Linked DNA regions of Homo sapiens: region 1 is linked to region 2. A link is a loop called in an ENCODE intact Hi-C map of the cell type or tissue named here. Cell type or tissue: Caco-2. All regions are shown on one strand. Links, peaks and the distances in the headings refer to the core of each region. The heading gives the core; the rest is flanking DNA.

What was found. A loop is a pair of places that touch in the nucleus more often than their neighbours do. Peaks named below come from ENCODE experiments on the same cell type or tissue, not always from the same donor. Only the 100,000 strongest peaks of a DNase experiment are listed, where the experiment ranks them.
Region 1: it touches region 2 in a loop (4-fold over the local background); 3 of 110 quality-filtered maps call a loop at or near these places.

The regions. Positions count from the first base shown.
Region 1 is chr4:169,149,453-169,152,371 of GRCh38, forward strand. The region is part of intron 4 of SH3RF1 (SH3 domain containing ring finger 1); the gene reads right to left. Among named protein-coding and RNA genes, the nearest start is that of SH3RF1, 120 kb to the right of the region's middle. In Caco-2, for the core only: no CTCF peak of the experiment used is centred there; no DNase peak of the experiment used is centred there.
Region 2 is chr4:169,206,997-169,209,915 of GRCh38, forward strand. The region is part of intron 2 of SH3RF1 (SH3 domain containing ring finger 1); the gene reads right to left. Among named protein-coding and RNA genes, the nearest start is that of SH3RF1, 62 kb to the right of the region's middle. In Caco-2, for the core only: no CTCF peak of the experiment used is centred there; a DNase peak (open chromatin) is centred at 1,225.

The sequences.
Region 1 (2,919 bases), core at 107-2,606, 58 kb before region 2:
AGTCTACAGTGCTTAAAGAAAAAAAAGCTACTCAAAGGCAGATCCAATGTATTCAGTCAGAATTACAGATGAAAGTATGGTGCTAAGCAACGAGTAATTCTCCCTTACTGACTTCTCAACAATGTCTTTAAATTTCACTTACAAAAATTTATTTACTTCAGGTTTGAAAGGGAAATTTGGATGCTAAGCAACACAGTAATTCCCTCTTCCCAACTTACCCACAATCTCCCTAAATTTCTTTTATAAACATTGATTTAACTTTTTAATTTTTAAAGGAAAATAATACATCTAAAGGAAAAAATATATCCAAAAGTATAAATGATGCTATCTTTTTATATAGTTCAATCAACTCTTTGATTATTAGATCAAAGGTTATTATTGTGCCCTTCTGCTATCATTATTCTCAAGAGGAAAGGCTTTTAGTTAAAAAATAAAGTTAGCATTGTTATTCTTAGCTCCTCCAGGGGTCACCTTGGCAACTTCAAACTATGTACCTACACTTCTACTTCTTATTCTTTGGAACACAGACATTACCTTCCAATTCTCTCATTCCCTAGAAGAGGAAGCTAGCACCCCCACCTTTAAGGCCACTTGTGCTCCCTGAGCCCTTTGATTTCCCATTGTTAAGGCTGATAACACACTCTATCCATAGCCAGAGAAATGTCTCCCATGATTTGTCTATGGTTGATTCTAGAAAGTGAATACAACTAATTACTCCAAATTGTACACTTTAAATATGTGTAGTTTATTGTATGTAACTTACGTCAATAAACTTATTTTAAAAGTGAGGATCCTTGACAATAAGTCTGTCCTACCTCAGCTCAAAGTAAGTCAAAGGAGAAATTGCAAATAGGTGAAAATTCATCTCAGAAAGAATCAGTGAGTCTTTTCTTCTTAACATTTTATTTTTTAAATTGACAAAATTGTATATCTTTATCATGTATAAGATGATGTTTTAAAATATGTATACACTGTGGAATGGCTAAATTGAGCTAATTAACATACGTATTACCTCAGATAGGTATCATTTTTTGTGGTGAGAACACTTAAAAATCCACTCTCAGCATTTTTCAAGAATACAATAATATACTGTTATTAACTATAGTCACCCTATAGAACTCTTGAACTTACTCCTCCTACATAACTAAAATTTTATATCCTTTGACCTACGCTACCCCCAGGGGGGTCTTCTCTACAAAGCTGGCCCTCTACATGCATCTTAGGGCCCCATGTCCGAGGAATGGAGGACTGACTGCAGTACGCCATTTTATGTGAGGGACTTGAGCATCCGCAGATTTGGAAACTGTGAGGAATCCTGAAACCAACGCCCTGTGGATACTGAGGGACAACTGTATTTAAGAAATAAATAACCAGTAGAGATTACAAGATCTAAGCCATAGAGTATTGCTACCATTAATTTGGGAAAATTCTAAACTAGGTACAATCAAATAGCCTAGTTTTTAAAAAAACAGGAAAAAAGCTTGCATTAAGGTCACATAGACCAGCTGGTCTGAAGAATGTAACATCCTGACGTAACACCAAGATAAACCAATGATAAGATATACACATAGGCAGTGAATGATGGGAGAATTAGCTGAAAAATGTAGAAGTTGGCAAAATCTACAAACATGTTTGTTTTGAGTTTAGAACCTTTCATTATAAAAGTTCATAGGTTGCTCATTCATTCAACCAATATTTATTGAAAGCGTACTACAGGCGCTGTGCAAAGACCCTGCGGAACCGGCCCTTGGGAGTTTGAATTCTAATGGGGAAATGGAGGGTGAGGGGTCAGCTAGTAACTACATCAACAAATAACTGGAAATACTCACAGAGAGAAAAAAGGGTTAATAATTTCTAGGGATAATAATAACAATGGTGATAATAATCACAGCCATCACTGACATTGCTCTTGCTGGTACCAGGCACTATTCTTAAGTATCACTGGAACTTATTATTTTACAAATGAAGAGCCAGGCCCATAGTCACTTAGATAATTAGTAGTAGAGTCAAGATTGGAATCCTGGCCATCTGGCTCCAGAGTCCAAGCTTTCTCCCACTATGGCACCAGTATGTGTTTGGGGTACAGCAAGTGAAGAGGAGGCACTCCCTTAGATGAGGTGAGAGAAAGTCTGTCAGAGGAAGTGACAGCTGACACGAGATCTAAACAAATGAGAAATGTAGCCCTTGTTTCTAGCAGTAACTACTGAGTAAGAATAGTTGTCTATGAGGCCACTCCAACTTCAGGCCTTCTGCACATTACCTTTTATCATCTATAGCAGAGGAGCAAGTTGCTAAATAACTTTTTTGGTGTTGAAAAACTGAGTGGGCGATATTTCAAACAAATGACTAGGAATCAAAATAAAATGAGAAACTTAATAAAAATTTATAGTTCACCGTAAGCCTACAATACACAATTATGTTTGGGAAGCATCCAAAATTCCATATTCAGCACTTATTTCATTCATATTTTTTGCTTGCTTAAGAATCATGTCATCCAAACTTGAATGAATGAGTCAGCTCCAAATTAATAGGGTTAAAAATCTTTCCTTCTATTTTACAGAAAACTAGTGTTTTTGAACAAAGAAGCAGATTAAAAATCTGTTTTTTTAAAACTGTATTCAGTCCTTAAAAAATATACCCTTTTATACATATCATGGCATGGTGTCTTCAAGAACTGCTTTTAACCTTTACTATTTTCCAGCTTACACAAGTGAAGAAAGGGCCTGTCTAAATTGAATAGAACCCATAACCTCTAAGGCTCAACCAAAGAGAGGTCTGAAAGAATCTCCGGAGGGGAAGGGTGAATGTGATCAAAGCAAGAGAACCCTTACCCTTATCTTAAGAGCTCAACAAGGACTCCAAGGCAAAGAATCCAGGGCCATTTATATAGCCATTCTTTCCCCTACTCACTTCTCCCAA
Region 2 (2,919 bases), core at 128-2,627:
CACCCAGGCTGGAGTGCAATAGCATGATTGTAGCTCACTGCAGCCTTGATCTCCCAGGCTCAAGCTATCCTCCCACCTCAGCCTCCCAAATAGCGGGGCTACAAGTGGGTGCTACCATGCCTGGCTAACTTTTTTCTCTAAAGCAGAGACAAGGTTTTGCTAGGTTGCGCAGGCTGGTCTCAAACTCCTAAGCTCAAGCAATCCTCCTGCCTCAGCCTCCCAACAGGCTGGGATAATAAGAGCCTGGCCAAAAGACGCCACCTCTACAAAAAATAAAAGAATTAGTCAGGCATGGTGGCATGCTCCTGTACTCCTAGTTACTTGGGAAGCTAAGGCAAGAGGGTCACTTGAGCCCAAGAGTTTAAGGTTACAGTGAGCCATGATCGTGCCACTGTGCTCCAGTCTAGGTGACTGAGTGAGACCCTGTCTCAAATAAATAAGTAATTTTAAAGAGAAATGAGATCTAATTTCTGGATATTATACCATTTGCTAAACCAAAATTCCTACATTTTAAAACAAGTCATATACCAAAACCTTTTAGGATTACACTCTGGCCTCTGAATCAACAATACCCTAAGAAGAACTGCCAAGACTAGAATTCTGTCCATAGTATGTGGTCAGCTCTGCAGTGGTCTTTCTCATTCTTGAGGCAGTCCAGGTTCTGGATGCTTCGAGCTTTGCTATGAAGATAAACCCAACTCTAGAATGTGATGGCTGGGCCAGTCCCAGTCAATCTACATCTACGTAAGACACTTGTTTAGAAAGCTCCCTTTTTCTTAACTCCTTGTCTACTATGTCAAAAGCCAAGACTCAGCAGAGGACAAGAGACAGTTGTTTATACAGGTGCCACTTTCTAAAGGGTCCTCACAGAAGCAAACCTCTCCCCACAGAGCTGGACTCAGATCACAGGCCTAATGACACCATGGGGGGTGTCAGTAGGGGTGGGGGGATCCTGCACCAAAGAGAGAAGCAGGGTCCTGGGATGAGGGGGATGGGAACCAAAACAAAATTGAATGAGCATAGACTCTACTTTGCCAGGCTTCCACATCTGGGGGTAGGATGCTATGCACTAGGTAACATGAAACATACTAAAATAAAAGCATACGTGGAAACGTAAAGATTGAACCCAGAATTGCTTATTTAAGTCCTCAAGTTTTTTTTTTTTTTCCTAAAAGGAAACCACATTCCTTCACTAACCCTCCTTCATCCCCACCCCCACTGCCTGACCCCAAGTAATAGCCGTTTCTGTCCAGAGTTTAAATGACCTCTGCCCTTCCACCCACTTTATCTTCTATAGGAATTTCATTCATCCTTTTGTTGCCCACTGGAACACATTGTGCCCTCATTTTCCCTCTCACTTTTAATCATATGCCTAAAGAAAGTCTTGTAATAGGCAAAGGAAGCAGCAATGGGTAGGGGAGAAAAGATGAAAATTAAGTCCTACTGTGATAAAATTATACTTCTTTTTAGTAGGACAGACACAAATGTTTCTTAAAAATATGAGTGTATGTGTATGATATAATAATAAATAATTGTTTTCATTCCTAATTACTAAATTAAGAACATATAATCTAAAAGGCAATTAGTCATCTTAGTTATACCAATTTCACTCTGTCTTAGTGCCCCAAGGAGAAGAGGAGATGACACACACTGAGTTTTGAATCAGGCATCAAACATCTAGTCTGAAGCTGCATCAGGCTTGGCATCAAACATCTAGTCTGAAGCTGCATCAGGCTTGCCTTATCTCTCTGCCTCCTTCATTCAGGTCCAGCTCCTGGAAAGCTACCCAACATTCATTTCAAGTCCTTTGTAATTCAAGGGAAAGCCAAGAAGTAGGAGTGGGCCTACGCAGAAACCCCTGGGCATGAATAAAGATTTGAGAACTTTTCTCAAGATAGTTACTGTGACTAAAAAAATAAGCAAGGGACTGAAAAAAAGAAAAAAAAGAAAAGAAAGAAAATGAGACAAAAGATGAAAAACACACCAAACAAAATAAAAAATGAGGCAGTAGGACAGGGCGTGGTGGCTCACGCCTGTAATCCCAGCACTTTGGGAGGCTGAGGAAGGTGATCACTTGAGGTCAGAAGTTCGAGACCAGCCTGGCCAACATGGTGAAACCCCATCTCTACTAAAAATACAAAAATCAGCCAGACACGGTGGCACGCACCTGTGATCCCAGCTACTCAGGAGGATGAGGCAGGAGAATCGCTTGAACCCAGGAGGCGGAGGTTGCAGTGAGCTGAGATCATGCCACTGCACTCCAGCCTGAGTGACAGAACAAGACCCTGTCCGAAAAAAAAAAAAAAATGAGGCAGCAAGTTATAGAAAAAGAGTGTCCTTTCAGCCAACTTGTCCTTCAGTTCTCAGATAAGGATCCACTTCATCCGGGATGCTTTCCCTGATGCCAAGTCAGTTTAAGGTATCGTCCCCCGGGAACTCTCCTACTACATTCCTCATCCTACAGCACCTATCCTCGTGGGCTGTAATTAAATAGTTAACAGTCCACCTTCCCTACTGGAATAACAGAGTGAGGACAGGGACCATATCTTGCTTGTAATTGCAGTATTTTCAGTATCAACATTAGCTCATGGTGAGAGTCAGTAAGCACTATTAGAAAAGTAAACAATATAAGTTCAAACCCTGGTCCCACCATTAACTCACACTGTGACATAAATATACTCAAGTTTGCTTATCTGTAAAATGAAGATAAGAAGATAGATAACACTGTAATGTACCGGAAAGTGTTGGTGCAATTCATGCCATGCAATAAATGTTAACTGCTTTTTCTTCATGCCCTTTCTTTTATTTTTGGAGACAGGGTCTCACTCTGTTGCCCAGGCTGGAGTGCAATGACACAATCACGGCTCACTGCAGCCTTGACCTCTCAGGCTCAAGCGATCCTCTCTCCCTAGTCACCCA